Linked DNA regions of Homo sapiens: region 2 is linked to region 1. The links are chromatin contacts, found by Hi-C or POLR2A ChIA-PET in ENCODE. All regions are on one chromosome and are shown on one strand. The core of a region is the stretch at or near the end of the contact, and the rest is flanking DNA. Distances in the headings are between cores, read along the strand shown. Region 1 holds the start of ZNF232 (zinc finger protein 232). Region 2 holds the start of CHRNE (cholinergic receptor nicotinic epsilon subunit).

What was found. Hi-C counts contacts between places; a loop is a spot of excess contacts on that map. ChIA-PET counts read pairs that join two places held with the same protein, here RNA polymerase II (POLR2A). Pooled maps may share reads with other maps.
Region 2: a loop to region 1 is called in a pooled map, with 4 times the contacts of the local background. The contact joins the promoter of CHRNE here to the promoter of ZNF232 in region 1. A Hi-C loop is called at or near these places in 7 of 50 pooled maps. POLR2A ChIA-PET finds 5 or more read pairs at or near these places in 5 of 52 experiments (H1, activated CD4-positive, alpha-beta T cell, activated T-cell and 1 more).

Annotation. Positions count from the first base shown.
Region 1 is chr17:5,110,280-5,116,131 of GRCh38, reverse strand. It overlaps ZNF232 (zinc finger protein 232), which reads left to right and starts at 4,254. Exons shown (of 4, transcript NM_014519.6): 1 at 4,254-4,332. The coding sequence starts at 4,310. ZNF232-AS1 (ZNF232 antisense RNA 1) reads right to left here and starts at 4,197. Exons shown (of 3, transcript NR_135658.1): 1 at 4,031-4,197; 2 at 2,680-2,746; 3 at 1,750-1,974. USP6 (ubiquitin specific peptidase 6) reads right to left here and starts at 100. Exons shown (of 38, transcript NM_001304284.2): 1 at 1-100. RefSeq lists an enhancer at 3,894-3,943.
Region 2 is chr17:4,901,848-4,907,699 of GRCh38, reverse strand. CHRNE (cholinergic receptor nicotinic epsilon subunit) reads left to right here and starts at 4,602. Exons shown (of 12, transcript NM_000080.4): 1 at 4,602-4,682; 2 at 4,937-5,079; 3 at 5,206-5,250; 4 at 5,374-5,483; 5 at 5,613-5,768. The coding sequence starts at 4,637. It overlaps C17orf107 (chromosome 17 open reading frame 107), which reads right to left. Exons shown (of 3, transcript NM_001145536.2): 3 at 4,766-5,852. RefSeq lists a silencer at 3,772-4,066 and enhancers at 4,198-4,417, 4,607-5,248, 5,249-5,852.

The DNA of each region.
Region 1 (5,852 bases), core at 3,005-5,504:
GGGGAAGACTGATGGGCGCCTGGAGACGAGCTCCCACAGCGGCCACGCATTTGGAGCTGGGCGTCGGGGCCCGCCCGTCCCGCCGCGCCGCTAGCTGTCCCCTCTGCCTGGCCTCCGTGCCTTGCGCCCCTTTGTGCCGTCCAGCCCTACAGCTTTGAGGCCCTTTCGGCGCACGCACCCCGCCCCGATCCCCCGGCGCTATCCCAGCCTTGACGGCCGGGGAGGCTTTCCCTAGCCCGGCGCCTCGAGGACCGCCTCAGTGGCCAAAGGCGGCGCGGGGTGCGCCCGGGCTGTGTCCCCGGGAGGCTGGACCGCCAGTCCGCGCATGAGGCCATCTGTGAGGCACGAGTGCAGGAGAGTGAAGGAGACCGGGGCGTGCTGAGTAGGGACCTCCCTCAGTGACTGGAAGGTTATTCATGGGGCCTTCTGACACTCTAAAAACGAAATTTCTCCGGGGTTTGATGAGTATCAGGGTGGTGGCTTCTTGAGTTTTGAGCAGGCATCACAAATCAATCCCTCTGGAATACAGAACTGCCTCTGTTCCGTTTTGGGTTTTGTGTGTGTGTGTGTGTGTGTTTTTGGAGACGGAGTCTTGCTCTGTTGCCCAAGCCGGAGTGCAGTGGCGCCATCTCGGCTCACTGTAACCTCCGCCTCCCGGGTTAAAGCTGTTGTCCCGCCTCAGCCTCCCGAGTAGCTGGGATTACAGGCGCCCCCCACCACGCCAGGCTAATTTTGTATTTTTAGTAGAGAGAGGGTTTCACCATGTTGGCCAGGCTGGTCTTGAACTCCTGACCTCAGGTGATCCACTGGCCTCGGCCTCGCAAAGTGCTGGAATTACAGGCACGACCCACCACATCCGGCCCTCTGTTCCTTGTTTCGAAATAACTCAATTAAAAGTCAGAGGCTCACTGGCCACATCTCCTTCCACCCACCCACCGCCCCACCCCCCAAAAGATGCCTCTAGCAAATAAAATGAGACGTCCTGATGCCTTCCTGGCTCGTTCCAGAATTTTTAGCTTTGACTTTTGACGTGGGGTCCTTCTACCTAAAGTCCCCGCCGTCACATCAGCCCCCAGTTTTCCTCTGTCTTAGCTCGGGCTGCCGTAACAAAATACCATAGACTGGATGCCAGACAACAGAAATTTATTTTCTCAGTTTTGGAGGCTGCAAGGCTGTGACCAGGGCCCAACATGGTCAGGTTCTGGTGAGAGCTCCCTGGCTGCCTTCTCACAGGGTCCTCACATGGCAGAGAGAGAGGGACCCAAAGCCCTCTGGTGTCTTTTTTGTTTGTTTGTTATTTTTTGGGACGGAGTCTCACACTGCTGCCAGGCTGGAGTGCAGTGGCCCGATCTCGGCTCACTGCAACCTCCACCTCCCAGGTTCAAGTAATTCTCCAGCCCCAGCCTCCCAATTAGCTGGGATTACAGGCACCCACCACCACACCCGGCTAATTTTTGTATTTTTAGTAGAGAGGGGCTTTCACCATGCTGGCCAGGCTGGTCTCGAACTCCTGAGCCCAGCTGATCCACCCGCCTCGGTTTCCCAAAGTGCTGGGATTACAGGCGTGAGCCACTGCGCCTGGCCAGAACTCAGTCCTTACAGAACATCAGAGAATCCATACAAGGTGAGAGAGAGGCCTTATAAATGCATTGGGTGTGGGAAAGATTTGAAGGGGAGCTCACAACTTATTCAGCATCAAAGAATTCACAGTGGAAAGAAACTTTGTGAATGCAATGAATGTTCAAAGACTTGTAATCAGAGCTCACACTTTATTCGACATCATAGAATTCATAGTGGAGAAAAGCCCTATGAATGTGACAAGCATGGGAAAGCCTTCAGATGGAGCTCAGACCTTGTGAGGCATCTGGAAATTCATATTGGAGATAAAGTTTTGGAATGTAGCGAGCGTGGAAGAATTTTCAATCAGAGCTCAGGTCTAATGCAGCACCAAAGAAACCATACAGAATCATAACCCTAGGAAGACAGTAATGATAAAGATGTCAGTATGTACATATAGGAAGAGAGAAGGAGAGTTTGTTTTTGTCCTAACTATTTGGAAAATTGTAAGCTTCCTAAGAGCAATTTTCATCTGATTCAGTGTATAGTACTTAGTCTCAGGTCATGTGCAGATATGTCCTTCCCAAATGCTTACCACAAGATAAATCAGAAATCTTGACTGGAATAAGCTTCTAGTTCCTTTGCTTTATCATGAGAGGTTCCACACCACAGGAAAATCTTGTAAATGGTGGAAGCTGCATAAAGCACCATCATCATCACAAAATGGTGTCCTTGTGTGTCCTGTTTAGCAGCACCGAGAATCTAATAGCTTTCCCCTTGTCTGTTTTTCCTTACTATGAATTGTGCCAGGGGAACAGTAAAATGGGTATGATATCCTGAACTCTAGGGTGGATGTCTTTCTGGGACAGAATCTAATCCAAAAGTCTGCAAATGGACTTGAGGTTTTCACATTAGTATAAATGTCAATATGTAGTTTAGGGAATTTGCCTTATTCCTCCATTCCTAGCAAAATTAGATACAGAAGCAGCTAATTAAATCAGGAAAAGGAAACTGACAGTAAGTCATAGGACCCATTGTCTTCTCTCATGTAAAAGTAGAAGTTGTGATTCAATCTGTTCTGTAGGATTTAAAAGTATAATGGCACATTGAAGTTTGACATACTGAAATTCAGGCTCTGTCAATTTCATCTCTGTAACCTTTATTGTTTCTGAGTCTTGAGTTTTCTCATCTGTAAAATCAAGATAATGACATTAATACAATCCCTTGTGGAGCAACTGTGAAGACTAAATAAGACAATTTCATTAAGTTCCTGGCATAGTTCTAGACACGTAGTAGACATTCAACAAATGATAACTATTTTTATCCATAGCTCCTACGTGCAGTAATTATCAATGGCACTTTGAAGGAAAAAAGATAATATATCCCCCAGCCATGGGGGTGTCAATGCGCATTTTCAAGGATACTATATCTTGGAGAAACAAATTTAATAATCTGAGAATCTGAGAACTGTTACTATGGTACTACACAGTTGAACAACAATTTTTCTTGGAGAGACTAGGATTAAGCTATTTTATAAAAGTATTGAGAGACTGGATCAATCAATATCCTGCAAAATTGATAGTGAGATAAATTTATTTTTAATTAATTTTTTTTTTGAGACGGAGTCTCACTCTGTCGCCCAGGCTAGAGTGCAGTGGCACAATCTCAGCTTATTGCAACCTCTGCCTCCCGGGTTCAAACGATTCTCCTGCCTCCTGAGTAGTGGGGACTACAGGCGCCCGCCACCACGCCCAGCTAACCTTTTTGTATTTTTAATAGAGACAGGGTTTCACCATGTTGGCCACCATGTCTCAAAAAAAAAATAAAAAATAATCGGCCGGGCGCCTGTAAACCCAGCACTTTGGGAGGCCGAGACGGGCGGATCACGAGGTCAGGAGATCGAGACCATCCTGGCTAATATGGTGAAACGCCGTGTCTCCTACCAAAAAAAAAAAATTAGCCGGGCGTGGTGGCGGGCGCCTCTAGTCCCAGCTACTCAGGAGGCTGAGGCAGGAGAATGGCGTGAACCCGGGAGGCGGAGCTTGCAGTGAGCCAAGATCGCGCCACTGCACTCCAGCCTGGGCGACAGAGCAAGACTCCGTCTCAAATAAATAAATAAAATAAAAAATAACAACAACAAAAAAACACCAACCCCTATTTCCCCCATCGCAATAAAATTAACCTTAGAATTCTTTTTTCTCCTCCCCTCCCCCTACGCCCCAGGAATTGTACAGGCTAGTGGTTGGGGAATATTTTTTCGTGGAAGGGACCGTCTTCCTTAGCTGTGGCCCTCTCATCAGGTCTGGGAAGAGGTAATTGGAAAATAGAACTCATGGAGAAGTGTTACCACAGGCCATGGACAAGGCCAGAATTTCCCTGACATCTGTCCGCCAGCACCGCCCTTCAGGTACAATTCCACAAGAGACCCCCCAAACTTGATGAAGTCACCCGCTTACAAGGGCTCACTCTCCACCTGCGCAAGGACTGCAATTCCCAGGGGCCTCCAGGGCACCCGGCCGCTCCAGTCCAGTCGTGCAGGCGGCGCGCTCTTTCTCGCTCCGCTCAAGTCCAGGAACCGGTTCCCGGGCTCCCAGCCTCTCGGCAGCGCCCACGCGCCTGGGCCAAAGTCCGCGAACGGAAGCCGGCGGCGAGGAGGATTCTGGGAGTTGGAGGCCGAGGCTGCGACCTGCGCAGGCGCAAACCTGCCCCTGGGGTGAGGGCTGTAAGTGGCGCGATTCGCGGCAGCGCCCCGATGGAACCTCCTGGTCCTGTGAGGTGAGTGTTGGCGGCGGCTTCCCCGAGGTCCACCTGGCGGCTTGGCTTTTGCCCGTCCCGCAGGCAGCGGCGGCTCTGCAGTGAGCAGGCCTGGCAGGCAGCTCCGCGGTTGTGTGTGGAGAGGGGTTTGGGTTGCCCGTGGTGCCCGCGCTGCGCTACCTGCGTTGCGTCGCGTCACGTGCCGTGGAGGGGGGTCTTGATGTTCCTCTTCTCTTTTCTCGAGACCCTTGGGTAGGGAGTGAAGGGTGGGAAGGGGAGTTGTACCTGGCCTGGACGACAGCCCCCTCCCCGGGCGGGCACCTGCCCGAGGCCGGGGTAGAGAAGTTTTGCTGGGGCCAGCGGCGCCGGGCATCACCCTGGGAGACGCGAGCTCCGCGTTTTTCCTCGCGCCTCCTTTGTCTTAGGCCAGCGGTCCCCCTTTGTGCTCCTTTCGTGGCCTCTGATGCGTTCCACCTCCTTCCCTGTGTGAAAGGAAAATAAAATCTCAGGACCCCAAACTTACTATGACAAAGGGAAAAGTTAAGCTTGGAAACTGAGTCACGGAAAAAAACTGCTTTTCCTTTTGTTCCTAAACCGATAGCTGCAAGATAGAAAGCAACATATGCCCCCAGGTGGCCTCCCTCACCCTGGCAATGGAAACGAACAGCCGAGCTTCACCGGACAAGACTAGAAATCGTTCCTCCACCCACCCAGAGACAAAGCATATTTGACTTCTTCCTCTACTGTATGTCTACCTTATCTTGTGTAAAATGCAGATTTACTGAGCACGAGACAAATTCATAATTGACTTCCTCTTTTCACGTGCAACATGTGGATTCAGTGAGCTCTAATCAAATCCTCACAAGAATGTGGCCACTTACCTCACCACATACCCTCCCTCTTCTCTCCTCCTTCCCCTCCTGCCAGCTTTCTCCCCATTAAATTGAAGCCCTCAAAACCCTCTTTGGTAAAAGTGCGAGCCACGGATCCTACTGTGGCTTGTGTGTCTTTTTCCTGGGTGCATCCTCAACCTTAGCAAAATAACCCCTAAATTGGTTGAGACCTATCTCAGATGCTTTTTTGGTTTACACCTGTTAGATTTCCTTGACGCAGGCCACTGTACCCGAGACTTGTTCATAGCTGCCCCTTAATAGGGCTTTGGCATTTGAATGAGATCCAGCTCCTTAAAGGGGACTTATATTTTTCTTTTGCTGTAGCTACTACTTCAGAAATTTTTGAAAGCAGGGAGGAGCCATCTCAGAGGAGGCTGCCTCCCCAACACATTCCACCTTGCACTGAAAGCTGCTCGGCTCTGGGCTCTGCATCTGGAAACTTGGGTTTTGCTTCAAACTTATTTCTTCCAATAGTCATTTCTTCCCATAGGCCCCCAGAACTTTTTTTTTCTTGATACATTTTTCCTGTCAATGGCATTTAATTAGTTGTATTATAGAAAACCACTTTACATCCCCGTTTCTACCACGGTGCAAGTTTCTCAAAAACATTGACTTAGTGCAGCAGAATTCTGGGGAGGGGTGGAAGAA
Region 2 (5,852 bases), core at 3,353-5,852, 210 kb after region 1:
GTTGTGGTGCTTAAGTTGAGGATTTAGCCCATCATTTGGAGAATGGATGGAAATCAGACCTGAGTGAAACTACTTAGAGCAGGGGACACTGGACTCTGGGCTGAGAGTGTTTTTTTTTTTTTTTTTTTTTTTTGAGACTGAGTCTTGCTCTGTCACCAGGCTGGAGTGCAGTGGCGTGATCTTGGCTCACTGCAAGCTCCGCCTCCCGGGTTCACGCCATTCTCCTGCCTCAGCCTCCCGAGTAGCTGGGACTACAGGCGCCCGCCACCATGCCCGGCTAATTTTTTTTTTTTAATTTTTAGTAGACACGGGGTTTCACCATGCTAGCCAGGATGGTCTTGATCTCCTGACCTCGTGATCCGCCCGCCTCGGCCTCCCGAAGTGCAGGGATTACAGGCGTGAGCCCCCGCGCCCGGCCCGGAGTGTTTTCTTGAAGGACCCTTGCCATAATCACTTTTTTTTTTAATTCCCCCAATCATTTATCCTTTAAGTTACCAACCATGCAATTACACTCTTAAGTTTTTTTTAACATGTACAATGAAATTATTATTGACTACAGTCACTCTGTTGTGCTATCAAATAGTAGGTCTTATTCTATTTTTTTTGTACCCATTAACCATCCCCACCATCCACCTACCTGCCCACTACCCTTCCCAGCCTCTGGTAACCATCCTTCTACTCTCTATGTCCATGAGGTCAATTGTTTTGATTTTTAACTCCCACAAATAAGTGAGAACATGCAATGATTGTCTTTCTGTGCCTGGCTTATTTCACCTAACATAATGATCTCCAGTTCCATTCATGTTGTTGCAAATGACAGGATCTCATCCTTTTTTATGGGTGAATGGTGCTCCATTGTGTATATGTACCACATTTGCTTTATCCATTCATCTGTGTTTTTCTTTTTTCTTTTTTTTTTAAACAGTTTTCTCTCTTGTTTCCCAGGCTAGGATGCAGTGGCATGATCTTGGCTCACCATTCATCTGTTTTTTAAAATTTTATTTATTTATTTACAGATGAGGTCTCACTATATTGCCCAGGCTGGTCTTGAACTCCCAGGCTCAAGCAATTCTCCTACCTCAGCCTCCCAGTGATGACCAATGATGCTGAGCACGTTTTCTTATACCTGTTTGGCATTTGTGTGTCTTATTTTGAGAAGCGTCTATTCAAATCTTCTGCCCTCTTTTTGATCAGATTATTAGATTTTTTTTCTCATAATCACTTTTTGAAGCAAGATTTCAAGTTTGAATCCTGCTGGGGAGGATAGAGTGAATTTATATTAACTGTATTAATTTATGTATATTTCATATATTTGTATATATTTCAGCTCTAGCAGTGAGAATGGCATCCTGGCAGGCCGTTTTGGGAGCTAAACATATAGGAGAAGTGGGCTGGGTTGCTAGAGGGTGAATTACCAGACATGTGGTGTCAGGGCCTGCCACACCCACTATCCATCCTAAACAAGGCAGTCTTAGGCCAACCCCATGATCCTTCTTCAGTGTTGGCACCCCAAGCCCTCAGAGCATCAGGCAGTAGCAACGGGAACAAAAGTGCTGCCTCTGCAGAGAGAAGCCAAGAAGTTGGTCTGGGGCTAAGACCATGGTGAAATGATGCACAGGTGACGAGAAAGCAGAAACTACACAGTAGAAAGGGGACATGCAAAGTAGGGGGAATGGGCAGTGCTGACGAAGTGAGAGGAGCAGAGAGCGGACAGAGCGGCAGAGACAGATCAGGAGACAGGCTCTGGAGCTGCCTTGGCCTCTGACACTGGTCTAGTAAGTTCCAGTCCATGTGCAAGACTACAGGAAACCTAGGAGAAACTTCATTTTTTTGTTTTTTGAGATGGAGTCTCACTCTGTCACCCGGGCTGGAGTGCAGTGGCACGATCTCGGCTCACTGCAACCTCCGTCTCCCAGGTTCAAGTGATTCTCCTGCCTCAGCCTCCCGAGTAGCTGGGATTACAGGTGCCAGCCACCACACCCAGCTAATTTTTGTGTTTTTAGTAGAGATGGGGTTTCACCATGTTGGCCAGACTGGTCTCGAACTCTTGACCTCAGGTGGTCCACCTGCCTTGGCCTCCCAAAGTGCTGGGATTACAGGTGTTGAGCCACCGCATCCAGCCGGAAACTTCATTTTTTTGAGATAGGGTCTCGCTTGTCACCCAGGCTGGAGTGTAGTGTGATCGTAGCTCACTGTGTCCTTGATCTCTTAGGGTCAAGCAATCCTCCCGCCTCAGCCTCCTAAGTAGCTGGGACTACAGGCATGCACCATGATGCCTGGCTAATATTTTTTGTTGTTGTTTATTTATTTTTGTAGAGATGGGGGGTCTCACTGTGTTGCCCAGGCTGGTCTTGAACTCCTGGGCTCAAGTGATGCTCCAGCCTCAGCCTCCCAAATAGTTAGGATTACAGGCATGAGCCACTGTGCCTGGCCAAAACCTTGCTTTTCTGACAGATCTGATTCACCCTAGCTACAGATTCTATAGCACCTGTTTATTTTTATGCTTCTCATAGTCTGGCATCACTGGCTGTTGATAGGTCTCTGTCATTAGATGATAACTCCTTGAGGCTTGTTTTATCCATCTCAATAACCGTAGCACTCGGCCCTGTAAGGGGGAACTTTGTAGGTGTCCACTGATGTTTGAATAAATATTTGCATTTATCACAATTCTTGTCCCAAGCCTTGACGCGGAAGCTCTGGAATAAGCAGCAGCACAGATTTGAGACTTAGTCCATGTACCAGCCACATGCAAAGAGGTAAGCTGGGTCAAAGAGACCCAGAAAGGGAGTCTGAAATGGAAATCGTGGGGTTGATAAGGCAGCAGTGGAAACAGAGGCTTTACACAAGTGTGGGAAATGGACTAGGAGGACACTCTGTTATTTGATGTGTCCTCGCTTGTAACATGGAGGTGATTATGACCTACCTCATAGGTGGGGGAAGGAGACCCAAAGGTGATGGACCCGAAAGTGTTTTGTGAAGGGTAAAATAAACACAGGTGTGCGAGATCAATAGAGTTGATTGATAAGTCTCATGCATTATTGCCAATCTACTTGTGTGACCCTGGATCCCGACCTTAGCATCCCCTTTCATGTATTCAGGACAGTGATCATTGCTTTGCTGGACTGCTGTGAGGAAATGAGATGTAAGCAGAAAATATGCTTAGGCCAGCCCCTCCTACCTCACGAGGAACACCTGGACAGTTTCCTAAAAATACAGATTCCTGGCACCCTAGTCCCGAAATCATAATTCTCTGGGAATGGAGCCTAGGAATCTGAATTTAAAATAAGCACCCCTCCAGGTGATTAGAATGGTTCAAGAAGGCTTTAAAAAACACTGAGGCCGGGCGTGGTGGCTCACACCTGTAATCCTAACCCTTTGGGAAGCTGAGGCAGGAGGATCGCTTTAGCCCAGGAGTTTGAGAGCCGCAGTGAACTATGGTGGTGCCACTGTACTCCTGTCTGGGTGACAGAGTGAGATCCTGTCCCCCCACCCCCTGCAAAAAACAAAAAACAAAAAAAGAAACAGAAAAACAAAAAACATCGAGGCTGGGCGCGGTGGCTCACGCCTATAATCCCAGCACTTTGGGAGGCCCAGGTAGGTGGCTCACGAGGTCAGGAGATCGAGACCATCCTGGCTAACATGGTGAAACCCCATCTCTACTAAAAAATACAAAAATTAGCCGGGCATGGTGGCATGCGCCTGTAGTCCCAGCTACTCCAGAGGTTGAGGCAGGAGAATCGCTTGAACCCGGGAGGCGGAGGTTGCAGTGAGCCGAGATCATGCCACTGCACTCCAGTCTGGGCGCCAGAGCGAGACTTGGTCTCAAAAAAATTTTTTTTAAAAAGGAACATCAAAAGGATCTATTAAGGTGTCATCAGGTGTGTGTGTATGTGTGCACGTGTGTGTTTAGGAGAGTAGGATGGGAAGACGGTACTATCATCTGTGACCACAAGGTGGCAGCAGGGATAGACAAGGAGAAACAAGTCTCCCACCCAGAGGGGCTGGGCATGGGCAAACCTGGCGATCAGGTTGTGGAAGGAGGTGGGTCCTTTACATGATCTCCTTTGCTAGATGGAATCTCTGTACCGCAGGGCTAATCCCCTGTGACCACCTGTCTCTTTATCAGGTCTTTATGGAGACTGTTTTTTGCCACTCTGTCGGCAAGAAAGGCATTGTGAGCTTGGGTGGTGATAGTGTGTGTTCCACATGGGTGAGAATGGGAGGCAAGGGGTGTGTCACATCCCCAGATGTGTTCATCAGTCAGGGTCACCTACACAGGGCAGCTTACTCAAAGGACAACAGTGCCTGCTGAAAGCAGTGTCTCCCACCCCCTGCTACTAGAATTGTGGTTGCAGGTGCCTCTCAGGAGACGCCCACATCTGTGGCTGGGGAGTTGGCCAAATACCAGGCAAAGGACGCTGGGCTGGGGCGGGGCAGGGGCAGGAAACACAGGATGGGGCAGCTGCCTCTGGAAGCAGCCAAAATGTCCCCAGCTGCAGCAGGGGTGAGCAGAGGATTAGGTGACAGTCCCCTAACAGCCCGGAACTAACACCCTCCTCCCCCTCACACAGGCACCCTGGCATGCCCCCTCCAAGCCTGCCAGAGCTCAGAATAACCCTGAGAACCACGCAGCAGGATGGCAAGGGCTCCGCTTGGGGTCCTGCTCCTCTTGGGGCTTCTCGGTACGGACAGGGGCTAGAGGGGCAATTGGACACACACAGATACTGACATGAAGGGACTGGGAAGACAAAGACAGAGACCAAGATGGAGACTTAGACACAGTATTTCGTTCCCAGGCACAGCATAATTGGTTTAGGAGACAGATACTGATAGTACACAGCCTCAGAGGCCTGTGAGGACCCAGGGGAGGCAGAGGGGAGAGAGGTGCTCCAGCCTCTTCATTGCCAATGACCCTTCCTTCTTGACCCCATCGCAGGCAGGGGTGTGGGGAAGAACGAGGAACTGCGTCTTTATCACCATCTCTTCAACAACTATGACCCAGGAAGCCGGCCAGTGCGGGAGCCTGAGGATACTGTCACCATCAGCCTCAAGGTCACCCTGACGAATCTCATCTCACTGGTAAGCTACCCCCACCCTCATCTTAAGCCAAAAATCCCACTTCTGGCCCCAACCGCTGAGCTCTGTCCTAAAGCTCACTTCTGGCCCTGAAATCTCACTTCAATCATCCCCATCTCCCATCTGCAGAATGAAAAAGAGGAGACTCTCACCACTAGCGTCTGGATTGGAATCGTGAGTCAAATCTGGGGAATGGTGTGAGGTCTTGTCCAGGGCACCCCTTTTCCCCCAAACCCCTCCCAGGCAGCGCCAGGTGGGAGATGCAGGGCACGCGGCCTTCCATCCCCCACCCCTTAGGATTGGCAGGATTACCGACTCAACTACAGCAAGGACGACTTTGGGGGTATAGAAACCCTGCGAGTCCCTTCAGAACTCGTGTGGCTGCCAGAGATTGTGCTGGAAAACAAGTGAGAACCGGGCCAGACGCCAGGCTGGAGGGAAGCCGGCCTGGGGTGCGGGCTGGACTTGGTTGGGGAAGGGGGTACTCTGAGAGGGTGCAGACCTGTGCAAAAAGCTCGGTTTCCCCGAGCCCACAGTATTGATGGCCAGTTCGGAGTGGCCTACGACGCCAACGTGCTCGTCTACGAGGGCGGCTCCGTGACGTGGCTGCCTCCGGCCATCTACCGCAGCGTCTGCGCAGTGGAGGTCACCTACTTCCCCTTCGATTGGCAGAACTGTTCGCTTATTTTCCGGTGGGAAGAGCTACTCCGAGGCCCGGACGATTATTGTTGGGGGGGGGCCTTATGGGGCGGGGCCAACCGGGAAGCACCGCCCTC